2 separate regions of the Homo sapiens genome follow, and region 2 is linked to region 1. A link is an interaction called in ENCODE POLR2A ChIA-PET data of the cell type or tissue named here. Cell type or tissue: endothelial cell of umbilical vein. All regions are shown on one strand. Links, peaks and the distances in the headings refer to the core of each region. The heading gives the core; the rest is flanking DNA.

Region 1 (10,186 bases), core at 394-5,393:
AGCCAAGGCAGACAGATCACCTGAGGTCAGGAGTTCGAGACCAGCCTGACCAACATGGAGAAACCCTGTCTCTACTAAAAATACAAAAATTAGCCGGGCGTGGTGCTACTCGTGAGGCTGAGGCAGGAGAATCGCTTGAACCCGGGAGGTGGAGGTTGCGGTGAGCTGAGATCGTGCCATTGCACTCCAGCCTGGGTAACGAGCAAAACTCCGTCTCAAAAACTCCGTCTCAAAAAAAAAAAATCCTTGATTACATTGTTAGTAAGGACTGTGTTACGATTATAAACACATTTATTGGTTGATGTCAAATTCACTGTAATAGTAGAACTAAGTTTTTTATGTGAGTACTTTGCCCTACTGTCTATATGATGACATCTTTTTTGAGCAGCTAAATTTTAAATTGTATATACTTTATTTTGTGAATCCTTGTTGAATGTGCTAAAGGTTTCTTTGTGTAGTTCTTCCATGCTATGCGAATATTTTAGTAAAAGTAGTTGATTTTTATTTCTTCAAGCATCTCATTGTTAACAGACAATACATATGGACCAGATGTAGTGGCTCACGTCTGTAATCCCAGCCCTTTGGAGGCCAAGGTGGGCAGATCATTTGAGGCCAGGAGTTCAAGACCAGCCTGGCCAACATGGTGAAACCCCATCTCTACTAAAAAAATACAAAAATTAGCCAGGTGTGGTGATGCATGCCTGTAATCCCATCTACATGGGAGGCTGAGGCAGAAGAATAGCTTGAACCTGGGAGGTGGAGGTTGCAGTGAGCCGAGATTGCACCACTGCACTCCAGCCTGGGCGACAGAGTAAGACTCCGTCTCAAAAAAAAAAAAAAACGTATTTGTGCAATATGCTTAGCAGTTTATTTGAGATGATAAGAACATTCAAATCTGTTTTCCTGAAAAAATATGCATTATTAGTATAGAGTACACTATGAAACCGGAAAGCTACCAAGTGAATCCTCTAGAGGGTTAGATTACCTATCTAATAATAGGTTCATTGTGGAGCCTTACTCTTCATTTGTATGACTTTTCTGCTACTTTTTTTTTTTTAGGCGGAGTCTTGTTCTGTCACTCAGGCTGGAGTATAGTGGCGCAGTCTCGGCTCATTGCAACCTCTGCCTCCTGGGTTCAAGTGATTCTCCTGCCTCAGGCTCCTGAGTAGCTGGGACTATAGGTGTGCATCACCACGCCCGGCTAATTTTTGTATTTTTAGTAGAGATGGGGTTTCATCATACTGGTCAGGCTGGTCTTGAACTCTGACCTCAAGTGATCAGCCTGGCTCGACCTCCCAAAGTAGTGGGATTACAGGGGTGAGCCACAGTACCCGGCCTACTTTTTTATAGTACACAAAGCTTCATATCAAGTGTGAGCACCTAATGTAATTAAGCAAAGAGAATACTAAATTTTCGTATTAACCTAAATTTGTAAACGATAAAAACATTGGCCGGGCGTGGTGGCTCATGCCTGTAATCCCAGCACTTTGGGAGGTCAAAGCCAGTGGATCACCTGAGGTCAGGAGTTCGAGACCAGCCTGACTAACAAAATGAAACCCTGTCTCTACTAAAAATACAAAAACTAGCTGGGTGTGGTGATACGCACTTATAAACCCAGCTACTTGGGAGGCTGAGGTACAAGAATCTCTTGAACCTGGGAGGTGGAGGTTGCAATGAGCTGAGATTGTGCCACCGCACTCCAGCCTGGATGAGAGAGCAAGACTCCATCTCAAAAAAAAAAAAAAAAGAAAAGAAAAAATTGACACCGTGAACTTAAATCCATGAAGTATGTCAATTAAGTGATGATTCTAGGATTAACTGTGACATCAATATTTAAAACTAGTGAACTGTTCATTTTTTCATAAGATCAAGATAATATGCTGATCTGGATTTGTCTCATAAACCTTGTTAAAAGCAGTTTTTAATTCCATAAGTAGTGTATTTATCTTTTTTTATTTTATTTTTTGAGATGGAGTCTCACTCCTTTGTCACTCAGGCTGGAGTGCAGTGGTGTGATCTCGGCTCACTGCAACTTCCTCCTCCCAAGTTCAAGCGATTCTCCTGCCTCAGCCTTCCAAGTAGTTGGGACTACAGGCCTGCACCACCGCACCATCACACCCGAGTAATTTTTGTATTTTTAGTAGAGACAAGAGCTTCACCATTTTGGCCAGGCTGATCTCGAACTCCTGACCTCAGGTGATCCACCGGCCTTGGCCTCCCAAAGTGTTGGGATTAGAGGCATGAGCCACTGCGCCCAGCCAAATAGCATATTTATTATTTTATTTTGGGTGGACCTCATGAGAGCCACCTATATCTTATATAACAATTAAAAATATTTACTTCTAGTTTATGTTACAGGTTATAGTATTATCTCTGCCTTTTTTTGTATCAGGAACATGCTTATACAGTATGCTTTATGTAAAATAATTATCTGTATCCCTACAAGTATTTGCTGATATTAAATATTTTTGATGACTGGGCATAGTGGCTCACATCTGTAATCTCAGCATTTTGGGAGGCTAAGGCCAGAGGATTGCTTAAGGCTAGGAGTTTGAGCCAGCCTTTGCAATATAGTGAGACCCCAATTTTTGTCTATACAAAAAATTTAAAAAATTAACTGAGTATGGTGGTGCACACTGGTGGTATCAGCTACTGGGGAGGCTAAGGCAGGGGTTTGGCGGGGATTACTTGAGCCCAGTGGTTTGAGGCCACAGTGAGCTATGGTTGTGCCATTGCACTCCAACCTGCGTGACAGAGTGAGACCTTACCTCAAAAAATAAATATTTTTGGTTTTCCTTAGCATCAATGTCTACAAGAAAATGCTAGGTTTCTTTTAAAAAATGCCTTATTCCTTGTTTTAAAAGTAAGAGATTAAATCAAGAATAACAGGATTCAGTAATCCCCCACTTCTCTCAGAGATAGATTGAGGGGAGTTGATAAAGGAACAAGGGAACTCCAGAGATGAGGAAATAATAGTGGGTATAGTCATTATGGTAATAGCAAATGAGATACCCCTTCACCCAATTCCATAATATCAGTAGGGTCTTTTTGACTTCTGAGAATAAGTCCCTAGTTACCTGCCCTGAAAGATGTCATTATGTTTTTAAAACCAGATATGTATACATAGATAAATCATATGCTTGCCTTGATTTTGGTAAAATTTAAACCACTTTTTAAATCTTTGGTGCATTTTAAAAACATTTTATGAAACAGATGCAGACCTTGGATTCTGATTGTTGAGATACCATGTCAGTAATTGTATTAGTTTCCTATGGCTGTTATAGTAAACCACAAATTTAGTAGATTAAAACAATATAAACGTATCCTGTCACACTTCCTGAGTTCAGAGCTCAAAATCAGCTTTACTGGGCCAAAATACAATTCCTGGTTCCTTCTAGAGGCTCCAGGGAAGAATTCTTTCCTTGCTTCTTTTAGCTTCTGGTGGCTGCCAGCATTCTTTGCCAGCATAATAATTCAAGTCCCTACTTCCATCATCACATTGCTTTTCCTTCTGTGATGGTATTTCCTTCTGACTTCCTCTTACAAGGACACTTGTGATTACATCATTGGGCCCACTTGGGTAATCTCCCAATCTCAAAATCCTTAAGTACTTTTGCAAAGTCCCTTTTGCCATGCAAAGTAACATACAAGTTCCAGGGATTAGGATGTGGACATTTTAGGGGCCTTTATTCAGTCTACACAGCAATCCTCTCAAATTCACTTTTTTTTTTCTTTTTTTAATACAGGGTTTTGCTGTGTCACCCAGGCTGAAGTGCAGTGGCGTGGTCTTGGCTCACTGCAACCTCCACCTCCTGGGTTCAAGCGATTCTCCTGCTCAGTCTCTCGAGTAGCTGGGATTACAGCCACCATGCCTGGCTAATTTTTGCATTTTCAGTAGAGATGGGGTTTCATCGTATTGGCCAGGCTGGTCTCAAACTCCTGACCTCAAGTGATCCACTTGCCTCCGTCAAATTTACATTGTTAGGCTGGGCAGGCACGGTGGCTCATGCCTGTAATCCCAACACTTTGGGAGGCCGAGGCGGGTGGATCACTTGAGGTCAGGAGTTCGAGACCAGCCTGGTCAACATGGTGAAACCCCCCTTCTCTGTTTAAAAAAACAAAACAAACAAAACACAAAAAATTAGTCGGGTGTGGTGGCATGTGCCTGTAATCCCAGCTACTCAGTAGGCAGAGGCAGGAGAATCGCTTGAACCTGGGAGACGGAGGTTGCAGTGAGCCAAGATCGTGCCACTGCACTCCAGCCTGGATGACAGAGCGAGACTCGTCTCAAAACAAAACAAAAAAACACAAATTTACATTGTTAATCTCATAGTTCATGCTATGGACTTAATTTTTACTCTATAGTGGGACTTTTTATTTCCTGCCTGTTATCCACTTCGTGTCTCCCAAACACATAGGCATCATTTAAGTCTCTGAAAAACTGAATTTGGGATCATTTTCTGCAGGTTACCATTTGCTACATCCTCCTTGTATTGATCCATTTGTATATAACTAAGTTCTTGGTATAATCTTTAAAAAAAATTTATTGTAATAATACTTAACATGAGATCCACTCTCAACAAATGTTTGTACAATGCATTATTGTTGACCATAGATATAATGTTGCACAGCAGATCTCTAGAGTTTATTCATCTTGTTTGACTTTTGTGTGCATTGATTAGTAACCTTTGATTCTATGTATTTGTCCATTTTATTTTATTTATTTTTTGAGACAGAGTTTTGCTCTTGTCGCCCAGGCTGGAGTGCAGTGGCATAATCTTGGCTCACTGCAACCTCTGCCTCCCGAGTTCAAGTGATTCTCCTGCCTCAGCCTCCAGAGTAGCTGGGATTACGGGCATGTGCCACCACACCCACCTAATTTTTTATTTTTAGTAGAGACAAGGTTTCACCATGTTGGCCAGGCTGGTCTCGAACTCCTGACCGCAAGTGATCCGCCTGCCTCAGCCTCCCAAAGTGCTGGGATTACAGGCATGAGCCACCGTGCCTGGCCGAATTTGACCATTTTAGATACTTCATCTAAGTGAATTCATACAGTATTTGTCTTTTTGTGATTGGCTTATTTCACTTAGCATAATGTTCTCAAGGTCCATCTGTCTTGTAGCATATTGGAGAATTTCCTGTTTTGTTTTGTTTGTTTGTTTTTTGAGACAGGGTCCCATTCTGTCACCCAGGCTGGAGTGCAGTGGCAGTCACAGCTCATTGCAGCCTTGACCTCCTGGGCTCAAGCAATCCTCCCACCTCAGCCTCTTCAGCCTCAGCCTTCCCGGTAGCTGAGACCACAGCCTCGGCTAAGTTTTTAATTTTTTGTAAAGATGGGGTCTCACCATGTTGCCCAGGCTGGTCTTGGACTGCTAGTCTCAAGCGATCCTCCCACCTTGGCCTCCCAGAGTGCTGTGCTGGCATTACAGGTGTGAGTCACCATGCCCAACAAAGAATTTCCTTTTTTAAAGGCTGAATAATATTATATTGTATGTATATATCACATTTCTTTATTCATTGACAGATGAATAAAGCCAAACAACTTAAATGTTGTTTCTACACCTTGGCTATTGTGAATAGTCTGATATGAATATAGGAGTGTTAATATGTCTTCAAGATCCTGACTTCAGTTCTTTTGTATGCATACCCAGAAGTGGGATTATTAGAGCATATGGTAGTTATATAATTTTCTGAGGAACCTCCATTCTGTTTTCCACAGAGGCTTTGCATTCCCACCAACAGCACCCAAGGGTTCCAATTTCTCCACATCCTTCACAGAACTTTTGGTTTTTGATAACAACCATCCTGACAAGTGTGAAGTGATATCTTATTGTATTTTTTTCCTTTCCTAAATTTTTTTTATTTTAAATTTAATGTTAGAGACAAGTTCTCACTATGTTGCCCAGGCTGGTGTCAAACTCCTGAGCTCAAGTGATCCTCCCACCTCGGCCCCACAAAGTGCTGGGATTACAGGCATGAGCCACCGCACCCGGCCCTTACTGTGGTTTTGATTCACTGATGGCTAGACATTGAACATTTTTTCATATACCTGTTGGCTATTTGTATGTCTTCTTTGGAGAAAAGTCTATTCAAGTCTTTAGCCCATTTTTAAATTGGGCTGTTAGTTATTTTACTATTTAGTTGTAGGAGTTCCTTATATATTTTCGAGATTAACCTCTTATTAGAGATACGTTTGCAAATATCTTCTCCCATTCCCTAGGTTACCTTTTTCACTGTTGATTTTTTCCTTGCTTGTGCAGGAACATTTTAGTTTGAGATAATCCCACTTGTTTTTTGTTTTTATTGCCTGTATTTTGGTGTCATATGCATGAAATTGCCACAACCAATGTCATGAAGGTTTTCCCCTATGTTTTCTTGTAGGAACTGTATGCTTTTCAGTCTTACTTTTAAATCTTTAATCCATTTTTAGTTGATTTTTGTGTATGGTGTAAGAAAAGAGTCCGATTTCAATCTTTTGCACATGGATATCCAGCTTTTCCAACACCATGTATTGAAGAGACTACCTTTTCCCTTTTGTGGATTCTTGGCAACCTTGTTGAAGGTAAGTTAACTGCATATGTACGGATTTATTTCTGGACAATGTGATCTCTTAGTTGATGCATAAAACCACATTGCTGATGTGGTTCAGCGATGTTGCTTGCCAGTTTATGAAAGACAGAGTTCAGGAGAGATGGAAGTAAATGAGGTGGAAGAATGTTTTCCAAGTCTTTTTGTACATCGAAAAACAAAAGAGAGAGTTTAAAACTACAGATTCTTGGACTCCACCTTGGAAACTGCTTTGAGAATGGGAGGACCTGATTCCGGGTTTTTAAAGTTTCCCAGGTGACTCTGATACGCTGCTAGTTCTGGAAATCACTGGAAAATTTAGGATATGAAGTTAAGTTTCATTTTAGCCAGATCCTATAATCCATCCCAACAGTAAATGATGAGATTCTCTAGTTAGACCCAAAAGTGCTTCTTGGGGCCAGAGTTTAACATTGTAGTCATTGTCTGAGTTGTGGGAGTAGGTTAGAGTTTGGGAGCTGCGTGAAATCTTTTCATGGACGAGAATATTCGGTATAGCAGCATATGGTACACTAAATAGTAGGGATGTTTGGGGACTTCTAAAACCCCTGATTTACTCCCAGGGCATATCTTAATCACTACTGTGATTTTGGTTGATTATAAAACAGCCCGTTCTCCTGTTTACAATTCTAAATTGAAAATAGGCCAGTCGTCAACTGGCTAAAATCCCATCTGCCTTTAGCTTTCACTAGCTAATTTATAAGTATGCCAGAAACTTCACAATGTACCCATTCTTTCCCAGGGATTCCTACACTAACCCGATGATTTCTCTCTCTTTTTTTTTTTTTTTTTTGAGATGGAGTTTCGCACTTGTTGCCCAGGTTGGAGTGCAATGAATGGTGCCATCTTGGCTCACCGCAACCTCCATCTCCCGGGTTCAAGTGATTCTCCTGCCTCAGCCTCCTGAGTAGCTGGGATTACAGGCATGCGCCACCATGCCTGGCTTATTTTTAGTAGAGATTGGGTTTCTCCATGTTGGTCAGCCTGGTCTCGAACTTGCGACCTCAGGTGATCCACCTGCCTTGGCCTCCCAAAGAGCTGGGATTACAAGAGTGAGCCACCACACCTGGCCTTAACCTGATGATTTCTTCTTCTTTCTTTTTTTGAGATGGAGTCTCTCTCTGTCGCCCAGGCTGGAGTGCAGTGGCGTGATCTTGGCCCACTTCAACCTCCGCCTCCTGGGTTCAAGCGATTCTCCTGCCTCAGCCTCCCGAGTAGCTGGGACTACAGGCACCCACCACCACACCCGGCTAATTTTTGTATTTTTAATAGAGACAGGGTTTCACCATATTGGTCAGGTTGGTCTTGAACTCCTGACCTTGTGATCTGCCCACCTCGACCTCCCAAAGTGCTGGGATTATAGGTGTGAGCCACTGTGCCTGGCCAACCTGATGATTTCTTAAATTGGATCCAAATGTGCTTCTTTAGTCAGAATTGCACATTGCAATTGTTATCACTTGGTCCTTCTCTTATGCATCAAGTGATTTAATATAAAATACGAAATTTCAAATCATTACCCAGCAAAAATTCAGTCTGTTAATCTAGATCCAGTTGAGTGACTAAATCAAGAAATTGTGAACTTAGTGCAGTGCCATTCTATTTCATGAATGTAATATATTTGCGTCTGTCTTGACAGGTAAGTAAATGAAGCACTTCTTTTGTTGTTGCTTTTGAGATGGAGTTTCACTCTTGTTGCCCAGACTGCAGTGCAATGGCATGATCTCGGCTCACTGCAACTTCTGCCTGCTGGGTTCAAGTGATTCTCCTGCCTCAGCCTCCCGAGTAGCTGGGATTACAGGCGTGCACCAACACGCCTGGCTAATTTTTTGTATTTTTAGTAGAGACGGGGTTTATCCATGTTGGTCAGGCTGGTCTCAAACTCCCAACCTCAGGTGATCCACCTGCTTCGGCCTCCCAAAGTGCTGGGATTCCAGGCGTGAACCACCACACCCAGCCTGTAAATGAAGCACTTTAAAGATTGTATTCATCATCTTGGAATCAAATTAGAAAACAAATTTTAGATAACAGCTATGTAAACAGCACAGCCTTCTAGAAGCTAGAACTGAGACTACTGGAGAAGAAATTTGATGTTTGTGACTTTGAAAGGAAAGGAGTACGTTATGAATAAGTGCATCTTTATAAGTTTTTAATTTCACTCTAAGGAAATTTGGAATGTCTTACAATTTACAGTTTTTTTGTTTGTTTGTTTAATTATTTATTTATTTTGAGACAGCGTCTTGCTCTGTTGCCCAGGTTGGAAGGAGTGGCATGGTCTCAGTGCACTGCAACCTCCACCTCAGCCTCCTCAGTAGCTGGGACTACAGGCACACGCCACCACGCCAGGCTAATTTTTTGTATTTTTAGTAAAGATGGGGTTTCACCATATTGGCCGGGCTGATCTGGAACTCCTGAGCTCAAGTGATCCTCCCGCCTCGGCCTCTCGAGTGCTGGGATTGCAGGCATGAGCCACTGCACCTGGCCTTAATTATTAATAATTAGTCTAATCTTATTATACTGTATGAATGTCTCCTAGAGTGAGGCTAGTTAGGTTTGTAGGCTTGTATTTTTGTTAGGTTTTATAAGTAATAGTGGTCTCAGTAAACATATAGCTTTATCCTTTTAGGCATCTGATATAATTGAGTTAAGAGACAATATATTCCCTTGTTCTGAGCCTCCTTTGAGGTGTTAATATTGGATTTAAAATCATATTTAACTCATTTATGTTTTAATCTTTTTTTAAAATTATACTTTAAGTTCTAGGGTACATGTGCACAACATGCAGGTTTGTTACATATGTATACATGTGCCATGTTGGTTTCCTGCACCCATTAATTCATTATTTACATTAGGTATATCTCCTAATGCTATCCCTCCCCCATCCCCCACCCCACAACAGGCCCCGGGGTGTGATGTTCCCTGCCCTGTGTCCAAGTGTTCTCATTGTTCAATTCCCACCTATGAGTGAGAACATGTGGTGTTTGGTTTTCTGTCCTTGCGATAGTTTGCTCGGAATGATGGTTTCCAGCTTCATCCCTGTCCCTACAAAGGACATGAACTCATCCTTTTTTATGGCTGCATAGTATTCCATGGTGTATATGTGCCACATTTTCTTAATCCAGTCTATCACTGATGGACATTTGGGTTGGTTCCAAGTCTTTGCTATTGTGAATAGTGCTGCAATAAACATACATGTGCATGGGTCTTTATAGTAGCATGATTTATAATCCTTTGGGTATATACCCAGTAATGGGATCACTGGGTCAAATGGTATTTCTAGTTCTAGATCGCCACACTGTCTTCCACAATGGTTGAACTAGTTTACACTCTCACCAACAGTGTAAAAGCGTCCCTGTTTCTCCACATCCCCTCCAGCACCTGTTGTTTCCTGCCTTTTTAATGATTGCCATTCTAACTGGTGTGAGATGGTATCTCATTGTGGTTTTGATTTGCATTTCTCTGATGGCCAGTGATGATGAACATTTTTTCATGTGTCTGTTGGCTGCATAAATGTCTTCTTTTGAAAAGTGTCTGTTCATATCCTTTGCCCACTTTCTGATGGGATTGTTTGATTTTTTTTCTTGTAAATTTGTAAGTTCTTTGT
Region 2 (10,205 bases), core at 1-5,000, 91 kb before region 1:
ATCTCCTAACTGTGTTACTTTATACAATGTTAGCATTATTCTTTCCAAATAGAAATTTGAATATAATATGGGAATGGGAAACTTTTCCCTTTTTTTTCCCTTCTATTGAGGACTACTGACCCACAGGACAGATCACTTGCGCCACCCAAGTGGGAAATGTTTTAATTTAATTTTTCAACTGTTTTAAAATATGAATTAAATACTTTTATTATTGGGGGAAGAGTAAATTTGTTTACTAAATATATAGTTTTTTAAGTTAAAGAAGGAATGGTGGGGAAGAAGGAAGGAAAAAAATTAAAGTGGTGAGAGGATAAAGAAAGGTAGAAAAGATATAGGCATAGCGCTGTGGCTCACGCCTTTAATCCCAGCACTTTGGGAGGCCAAGGCGAGCGGATTACGAGGTCAGGAGTTCAAGACCAGCCTGACCAACATGGTGAAACCCCGTCTCTACTAAAAATACAAAAATTAGCCGGGCGTAGTGGTGCTTGCCTGTAATCCCAGCTACTCAGGTGGCTGAGGCAGGAGAATCACGTGAACCCGGAGGCAGAGGTTGCAGTGTGCCGAGATAGTGCCGCTGCACTGCAGCCTGGGCAACACAGTGAGACTCTGTCTCAAAATTAAAAAAAAAAAAAAAAGATATAAATATGTCATGTCAGGCAGCTGAGATGGGAACCCAAGAAGTTGAGGCTAGAGAGAGCTGTGATTAAGCCACTACACTTCAGCCTGGGCAACAGAGTGAGACAGTGTCTCAAAAAAAATTAAATAAAAATGAAAAGAAAAAATATAAAAATATTGGGGGGCAAAGTGGCTCACGCCTGTAATCCCAGCACTTTGGGAGACTAAGGTGGGTGGGTCACCCGAGGTCAGGAGCTTGAGATTAGCCTGGCCAACATGGTGAAACACCGTCTCTACTAAAAATACGAAAAAATTAGCCAATATGGTGGCAAGTACCTGTAATTTCAGCTACTCAAGAGGCTGAGGCAGGAGACTCACTTGAACCCAGGAGGCAGAGGTTGCAGTGAGCTGAGATCGCGCCAGTGCACTCCAGCCTGGGCAACAAGAATGAAACTCTGTCTCAAAAAAAAAAAAAAAAAAAAAAAAAAAAAAATATATATATATATATATATATATATATATATACACACACACACACACACACACACACACACATACATACACACACATATATATATACGTATATATATATATACACACACACACACATATATATATATACATATATATGTATAAACATTGTTGAGATTATCCTGCCAAGTACCAGGTACTGAAATGCCAACTGCTCTTACATTATATTAATCATCTTATGCTTGTCAGAGGAGGATACACATGTAGAAAAGGGTACCGACCTTAAAAACAAAAAGGCAGAATTCCATGGGATAATGCATATTTCTTTTGCATTCCCATTTTGGAGTGGCCAAAGATTTTTAAAACTGAGTTATTTTTTGCCCACAGGATTTAATGATGATATAATTTCTTGGTAAGTGGCCAGAGCCAAATACCTTAGTCAGCTCTTTGTTAGGCATTGAAGGGGGTGCAGCTCTCAGATGTGCTCTTTCTGGTGCAGCTAGAAAGAAAGAGAACACTGTCACTGTCCAGTGAAGCTAAGACCCTATCTGCCCTATTCTTACCCTTAAAACTTCAATTCCACTTAAAATGCTGTGGACTAGGATTTTGCTATTATTACAAATGCTTTCACCTGCTTGCCTCATTGTTTTAGAGTTTTTAAACTACTTTCTGTCGTAATAGCTAACATTTACTGAGCCCATTTTACTGCTTTACTTGAATTACTCAAATTTTCACAAAAGCCCTTTGAGGTTCAAGAGTTATTATTTATTTTAGAGTTGAGGAAACTAAGGCTTAGAAGAGATAGAAAACTTGCCCAAGGTCACAGAGCCAAGACTCCAGCTGTCTGACACCAGTGAATATTTCTATAATCTTAATTTTTTTTTTCTATTTCCTGAGCTCAATTTACCATTCAGTCCCTTAGAACTTAAATCTTTTTTTTTTTTTTTTGAGATGGAGTCTCACTCTGTCGCCCATGCTGGAGTGCAGTGGCGCTTCCAGTGGCGTGATCTTGGCTCACTGCAAGCTCCGCCTCCTGGGTTCACATCATTCTCCTGCCTCAGCCTCCCGAGTAGCGGGGGCTACAGGCTCCCACCGCCAAGCCTGGCTAATTTTTTATATTTTTAGTAGAGACAGGGTTTCACCGTGTTAACCAGGATGGTCTCGATCTCCTGACCTCATGGTCTGCCTGCCTCAGCCTCCCAAAGTGCTGGGATTACAGGTGTGAACCACCGCACCCATCCAGAACTTAAATCTTAGTATATATATTATGCTGCTTCTAACTAAAAGAACTCTAAATAAACCTCATTTTTTCCTCACTGTCTACCTTTCTTCTGTTCCCTGCCGCCTTTTTTTTTTTTTCCTTTGAGACAGAGTCTTGCTCTGTTGCCCAGGCTGCAGTACAGTAGCACAAGCACAGCTCACTGCAACCTCTGCCTCCCGGATTCAAGTGATTCTCCTGCCTCAGCCTCCCAAGTAGCTGGGATTATAGCCATGTGCCACCACGCTCGGCTATTTTTTTTGTATTTTTAGTAGAGACGGGGTTTCTCCATATTGGCCACGCTGGTCTTGAACTCCTGACCTCAGGTGATCTGTCTGCCTTGGCCTCCCAAAGTGCTGGGATTACAGCCATAAGCCACCAGGCCCAGCCTCTCTCCCCTGCCTTCTTAAAACCTACAGGATAAGCTAGGTTTGGTAGCATGCACCTGTAATCCCAGCTACTCAGGAGGCTGAAGCGGAAGGATCGCTTGAGCCCAGGAGGTTGAGGTTGTAATGTACAGTGATCATGCCTGTGAATAGCTACTGCATTCCAGCCTGGGCAACATAGCAAGTAAGACTCCATCTCTAAAAAACAAACAAACAGGCTGGATGTGGTGGCTAACACCTGTAATCCCAGCACTTTGGGAGGCTGAGGCCGAGATGGCTGCATCACCTTAAGTCAGGAGTTTGAGACCAGCCTGGCCAACACGGTGAAACCCCATCTCTACTAAAAATACAAAACTTAGCCAGGCGTGGTGGTGAGTGCCTATAATCCCAGCTACTCGGGAGGCTGAGGCAGAAGAATCACTTGAACCCAGGAGGCAGAGGTTGCAGTGAGCCGAGATCGCGCCATTGCACTCCAGCCTGGACAATGAGTGAAATTCCGTCTCAAAACAAACAAACACAAAACAAAAACAAAACCACACAGGATAAAGTAAATCTCTTTATCATTGCACATTGACCCATTTACTTCCCTGCTCCCTCCTCCCACGTAATACTATACTTGATGTTCAGCTAATACCGAATGTCTTAAAAGTTCCACGAATGCACAGTACAGCACTATTCCACAGCCGTGTGCCTTTGCATATTGCTTATTCTTCTATCTGTAATGCACTTACCTTCTTGATATTCCTTCAAATTCTGACCATCTGGGGTCATTTTCTCTCTTTCCTTTCATATTGATAAGTAGCACTACCTTGGTGATTCTCCTGTGCTTTATTCATGCTTTCTTTTATCACTCTGTAATATATTTCTTCAACAGGATTTCTCCTTGACAAGACTGTGGTACTTGAGGGAAGGAGCCCCTGTCTTTTTCATCTCTGTAACCTCAACAGCAATACTATAATGATGGGAGTCATGAAGCCTCCTTACTTATGAAGCTTTCACTACCTGTATTTTTGGATTATTGCAGATTCAGAGACATTCATAATAATCTTAGAGTAAACTTTCAGCACTGCTAAGGGAGGGATAAACTGTATTAGAAAAAAAGTAATCTTCATAATAACCTGCATTAGATGATCATAGCTATCTCAATTTTATGAAGCTTAAGGAGATTAAGAACCTTGGGCAAATTCACACTTGCATGTGTCTGACTCCAAAACTATTTTTTCTTTTTTTTTTTCCTACTCTCCTTCCCCCTATTTTTTCATTATAAGTTGCCTCACATAATAATGCTAGTTTGTTTTTTAAAGACATACTTGAGAATATATGCTCAACTTTCAGTTGTTCCTGGGTTCAGTTTCCAGATTTTTTTTTTTTTTTTGAGACCAAGTTTCACTCTTGTTGCCCAGGCTGGAGTGCAATGGCATGATCTACGGCTCACCGCTTCCTTTGCCTCCTGGGTTCAAGCGATTCTCCTGCCTCAGCCTCCTGAGTAGCTGGGATTATAGGCACGTGCCACCACACTGAGCTAATTTTTGTATTTTTAGTAGAAACGAGGTTTCACCATGTTGGCCAGGCTGGTCTCAAACTCCTGACCTCAGGTGATCTGCCTGCCTCGGCATCCCAAAACACTGGGATTACAGGAATGAGCCACCATGCCTGGCCTGGGTTCTGGATTTTATTTATTTATTTATTTATTTATTTATTTAGATGGAGTTTCGCTCTTGTTACCCAGGTTCTGGATTTGATTGATTGATTGATTGAGATGGAGTTTCACTCTTGTTGCCCGGGTTCTGGATTTGATTGATTGATTAAGATGGAGTTTCGCTCTTGTTTTCCAGGCTGGAGTGCAATGGCGCAATCTCAGCTCAGCACAACCTCTGCCTCCTAGGTTCAAGCGATTCTCCTGCCTCAGCCTCCTGTGTAGCTGGGATTAAAGGCATGCGCCACCACGCCCAGCTAATTTTGTATTTTTAGTAGAGACGGGGTTTCTCCCTGTTGGTCAGGCTGGTCTCGAACTCCCGAACTCAGGTGATCCGCCCGCCTTGGCCTCCCAAAGTGCTGGGATTACAGGCATGAGCCACCATGCCCGGCCAGGTTCTGGATTTTAATACCCAATAGACAACACAGTAAAAATTATTATTTTTTACCCAATACAGTAAAAATTATTATAAGGGAAGAACAGAAGCCATGTGACAGTTCTGTGAATTATTAGCTGACCAAAACATGCCTGTCACTTAATATGTCAGTAATTCTAGTCTACACTAATCTTTAATGGCCAGAAGCCCTTGAACATTTTCAGAGAGGCAACAGTTCAATGACTTTTACTGCCTGCTTCATGATAGAAACATTTTGTATGGATTAGTTTATATAATGGTCTAAATCAGTTCACTCAGAACAGTCAGTAGTAGGTCATCATTATGACAGCTTCTACTATTCAGTATCTCTGCTCTTAGAAATGAGGTCTTTGGCAAACTCTTCGTGTCAAAACATAACAGTAAAAATCCGTGCGTCCTTGGGCTAGATAATTGGAGTGAGTGAAATACTGCCAGATTTTGTATAAAAGTAGTCAGAGGAGGCCGGGTGTGGTGGCTCACACCTGTAATCCCAGCACTTTGGAAGGCCGAGGCGGGGGGATCAGGAGGTCAGGAGATCGAGACCATCCTGGCTAACATGGTGAAACCCCATATCTAGTAAAAATACGAAAAAAAATTAGCCGAGCATGGTGGCGGGCATCTGTAGTCCCAGCTATTTGAGAGGCTGAGGCAGGAGAATGGTGTGGATCCAGGAGGCGGAGCTTGCAGTGAGTCGAGATCGCGCCACTGCACTCCAGCCTGGGTGACAGAGTGAGACTCCGTCTCAAAAAAAAAAAAAAAAAAAAGTAGTCAGAGGAAGGTGCTATGTTACAGTGAATACTCCCAAAACCTGTTTATCCTTTAATGTTAAATTTCCTATAAGCTTCTTAAATGATTGTAAAGAAGGGCAGAATGTATTATCCTAAAGTTGGGCAACTGAAATAACAAGATTTTATTATAGACTCTTGATGCTCTTAGAAATTACCTGTGCACTTTAGGAATGCTCTAGATTATTTGTGTGGATGAGGTGGTTCACGCCTGCTGTAATCCCAGCACTTTGGGAGGCCAAGGCAGGAGGTTCACTTGAGCCCAGGAGTTCATTACCAGCCTGGGCAACTTAGGGAGAACACAACTCTACAAAAAATGAAATAATTAGCTGGGCATAGTGTCACACACCTGTGGTCCCAGCTACTTGGGAGGCTGAGGTGGGAAAAAATAAAAATAAAAATAAAAATAAAATGCTGAGCATCTCTCAGGGTCATAACGAGCATAATCAGTCCTAACAATGAACTAGTAACTATGGTTCTGGTTACCATTTTCAGATTGCAGATGGCATCTCTTTCATGGATCTCAATAAATTTTTTTATTTTTTATTTTTATTTTTATTTTATTTTTTCAGACAGTGTCTGGCTCTGTCACCCAGGCTGGAGTTCAGTGGCGTAATTATAGCTCACTGCTGCCTCAGTCTCCTGGGCTCAAGCAGTCCCCTCACCTCAGCCTCCTGGGTACTTGGGACTACTGGCATGCATCACTAAACCTGGCTAATTTTTAAATTTTTTTCGAAGAGACAGGGAATCTCGTTCTGTTGCCCAGGCTGGAGTGCAGTGGCATAATCATAGCTTACTGCAGCCTCGAACTCCTGGGCTCAAGTGATCCCCCAACCTTGGCCTCCCAAAGTGATGGGATTACAAGTGTGAGCCACCACATCCAGCCACAATAAGTATTTTTTTTATGATACAAAATAGGAACTACCAAGATGCCCTGCACATAGTATGGTTAAGTATTGTGATTGTGTGCATACTGAATATAAAGTATACATGTGCATTGAAAAAATCAGAAAGAAATGGATCAGGGCTAAGGGCCAGGACTACACAGTTAGGAAAACTAGATAGAGGCCTCTAGGAATAAGGAGCAAAGAGTGAAGGAAAGACTATACGTGATTAATAAGAGAACAGTCTTTGAGTAGGAGATAAATGTGTACCAGGTACCTTATTAACATTTCAGTGATCTCATGATATAAAGTAGGTATTATTTTACAGATTAAGGAAATAGGGTATGGGGATTTAACTTGTTCACGATCACTTATATGTGGCAGAGCTAGAAATAAGCTTCCAAGAAGCTCCCTCTTTTGCTTCTAGAGGAAGGAAAGCTAAGTAGCAAAGCAGGTGTTAGCAATGGAAGAGAAAACACCTGGCAATCTTAGGGATCCCTGCAGGAAAAAAAAAAAAGGCTAATATTGGCAAGACATTACTTCCTAGTACCAAGCTAAAAATTAGATATCTTTATCTCCTATGGTCTGACCTATAAAAATTATTACTTATGAAAGAAATCAGCCTCAGTCATAGTAGATTCTTAGATTATGTCCAGTAGCAAAGGTATTTAACTGTGGTTTTATTTTTTCATTTTGTTGTAGGCATCTTGTACTGATGGGAGACTTTTCAATCATTTGGAGACTATTTGGCGTTTTAGCCCAGGTCTTCCTGGCTACCCAAGAACTTGTACCTTGGATTTTTCAGTAAGTCTCATAAAGCCCTTGATTTGTTCCACTTATGAGGTAAAATTGGTAAAAAGTAATCATTTTTTAGAACACAGAGGCCATAATTATATTGAATACCTTTTTCTGCATAAATGCTAATGAACATTTCTTTTTTATTCTATTTCTTGCAACCTTGAATATTCCTTCATTCTGTTTTTTACAAATCTGTAGATTGTAAGATACATGCCATGACTTTACAACCAGCTTAATAACAGTTTTAAACTTAATAATAGTTTTAAATTAACACCAAATGAAAGAACACATTGCATATAAGATGCAGAAACAGGCTAGGTGCAGTAGCCCATGCCTGGAATCCCAGCACTTTGGGAGGCTGAGTCAGGTGGATCACTTGAGGCCAGGAGTTTGAGACCAGCCTGGGGAACATAGCAAGACTTTGTCTCTAGTGAAAATAAAATTATCGGCTGGATGGGGTGGCTCACACCTATAACCCTAGCACTTTGGGAGGCTGAGGCGGGCAGATCACCTGAGGTCAGGAGTTCGAGACCAGCCTGACCAATATCATGAAACCCCGTCTCTAGTAAAAATACAAAAATTAGCCGGGCGTGGTGGCATGTGCCTGTAATCCCAGCTACTCAGGAGGCTGAGACAGGAGAATCACTTGAACCCGGGAGGCGGAGGTTGCAGTGAGCCGAGATCGTGCCATTGCACTCCAGCCTGGGCAACAAGAGCAAAACTGTCTCAAAACAAATAAAAATAAAAATAAAATTATCCTTGTGTAGTGGTGCCCACCAGTAGTCCTAGCTGCTGAGAAGGCTGACGAGCAGATCACTTGAGTCCAAGGGTTCGAGCTTGCAGTGAACTATGATCACATCACTGTACTCCATCCTGGGCAACAGAGTGAGACCCTGTCTCAAAAAATTTAAAAATAAAACATGCAGAAATAAGGTAATATATTTTTTTCATTTTTTTGCATCTAGAGTCTGGTAACTTTCTTTTTTTATTTTTTTGAGATGGGGCGCTACTTTGTCACCCAGATTGGAGTGCAGTGCTGTGATATTGACTCAGTGTAACCTCTGCTTCCCTGGCTCAAGTGATCCTCACACCTCAGCCTCCCGAGTAGCTGGGACTACAGGAATGCACCACCACACAGGCTTATTTTTGTATTCTATGTAGGGATGGGGTTTTGCCATGTTTCCCAGGCTGGTCTCGAACTTCTGGGCTCAGGAGATCTGCCTACCTTGGCCTCCCAAAGTGCTGGGATTACAGGCGTGAGCCACCGCACCCAGCCTAGTAACTTTCTTTTTCATATAATCGTAGTTATAGAAAACTTAAAGCAATTTGTGGCTTTTTCTTTGCCAACAGGTAATATGGGAGTTGTTCTCTGTACAGGCAACTTGGGCATTGAATTTTAAGAAATGGTGGCAATTTTGACTAAATTATCGTGTGCTGTTCTCAGCTCTTGAGTAATTTTCATTAAAGCATTATAGACATTAATAGGACAATTGGGGCCAAGCACAGTGGCTCACGCCTGTAATCCCAGCAATTTGGGAGGCCGAGGCGGGCAGATCACTTGAGGTCAGGAGTTTGAGACCAGCCTGGCCAACATGGCGAAACCCCATCTCTACTAAAAATACAAAAATTAGCCGGGTGTGGTGGTGCATGCCTGTAGTCCTAGCTACTTGAAAGGCTGAACCAGGAGAATCACTTGAACCCAGGAAGTGGACGTTGCAGTGATCTGAGATCGTACCACTGCACTCCAACCTGGGTGACAGAGTGAGACACTGTCTCAAAAAAAAAAAAAAAGGACAATTGGGAAAATTTGAATAAGGTCTATATAAATTAGATAATAGCATTATTATCTAGTAGTAGTAACTCCCTCTGTTAATTTCCTGATTTTGATAATTGCAGTATGGTTATTGAAGACATTAAAATAGGGAAATATGGGTAATGGGTACATGGGAATTCTTTGTATTATTTTGTAGTTTTTTTTTTTTACAAAAATGAAATTATTTCGTAATGAAAGATAAACATTTTAATATTTAGAGGATATTTGGTCCTTAAAACACAGTTCTCAAACCAGTTGTCTTGAATTCTATATGGAACAATGAGAGGGTATAAATAAAGTTCTGAAAGGGTATCCAAGGGAGAGAATACAGTCATGGGTTCTTAGTTTCTGTTTCTGGTTGGGCCAGTAAAGCCTCTTCCTCATCCCTCTTTTCCACTTAACCACTAGAGACAGAAACTAAAACCCATGGCTTCAGGCTGTTAAAAGCCTAAAACAAAACAAAACAAAACAACAACAACTACAAAATAAGGTGGATTGGACAAGCTTGTCCACATCATTGGCTACTTTAAGATTGAACCACGTGGCCGGGCGCAGTGGCTCATGCCTGTAATCCCAACACTTCGCAAGGCCTAGGTGGGTGGATTACCTGAGGTCAGGAGTTTGAGACCAGCCTGGCCAACATGGTGAAACCCCGTCTCTACTGAAAATACAAAAATTAACTGGACGTGGTGGCAGGTGCCTGTGGTCCCAGCTACTCTGGAGGCTGAGGCAGGAGAATCGCTTGAACCTAGAAGTCAGAGGTTGCATTTGAGCCGAGGTTGGGCCATTTCCAGCCTGGGCGACAGAGCAAGGCTCCATCTCAAAAAAAAAAAAAAAAAAAAAGAAAGATTAAACCACTTACACCATCTGCCCTGTGGGTTAGGCACACATGTGCATGCACACTTCCAGCCTCCTCTTCCTGCTGGTGCTTCTCAGTGATACCTATGAGAAGGATCACTTTCCTTCCTTATTTCCTTTTGTGGGATAGGATGGATCTAAAAGGGACACATTAATAAGAAGGCATAGTGATTAATGTATTCAGCAAAGGTTTTTTCCAGTCTTCTCTTATTAAGAAACAGACTTT

What was found. Peaks named below come from ENCODE experiments on the same cell type or tissue, not always from the same donor. Only the 100,000 strongest peaks of a DNase experiment are listed, where the experiment ranks them.
Region 2: POLR2A ChIA-PET joins it to region 1 with 6 read pairs; 4 of 35 experiments call an interaction of 5 or more read pairs at or near these places.

Annotation. Positions count from the first base shown.
Region 1 is chr2:197,553,196-197,563,381 of GRCh38, forward strand. HSPE1-MOB4 (HSPE1-MOB4 readthrough) reads left to right here. Exons shown (of 9, transcript NM_001202485.2): 9 at 1-504. It overlaps MOB4 (MOB family member 4, phocein), which reads left to right. Exons shown (of 8, transcript NM_015387.5): 8 at 1-504. It overlaps LOC124907952 (a long non-coding RNA gene), which reads left to right and starts at 5,457. Exons shown (of 2, transcript XR_007087918.1): 1 at 5,457-6,562. In endothelial cell of umbilical vein, for the core only: no CTCF peak of the experiment used is centred there; a DNase peak (open chromatin) is centred at 3,396; H3K27ac peaks cover 939 bases.
Region 2 is chr2:197,462,858-197,473,062 of GRCh38, forward strand. It overlaps COQ10B (coenzyme Q10B), which reads left to right. Exons shown (of 5, transcript NM_025147.5): 4 at 7,213-7,314. LOC124907951 (a long non-coding RNA gene) reads right to left here and starts at 10,184. Exons shown (of 2, transcript XR_007087903.1): 1 at 9,984-10,184; 2 at 1,457-1,585. In endothelial cell of umbilical vein, for the core only: no CTCF peak of the experiment used is centred there; no DNase peak of the experiment used is centred there.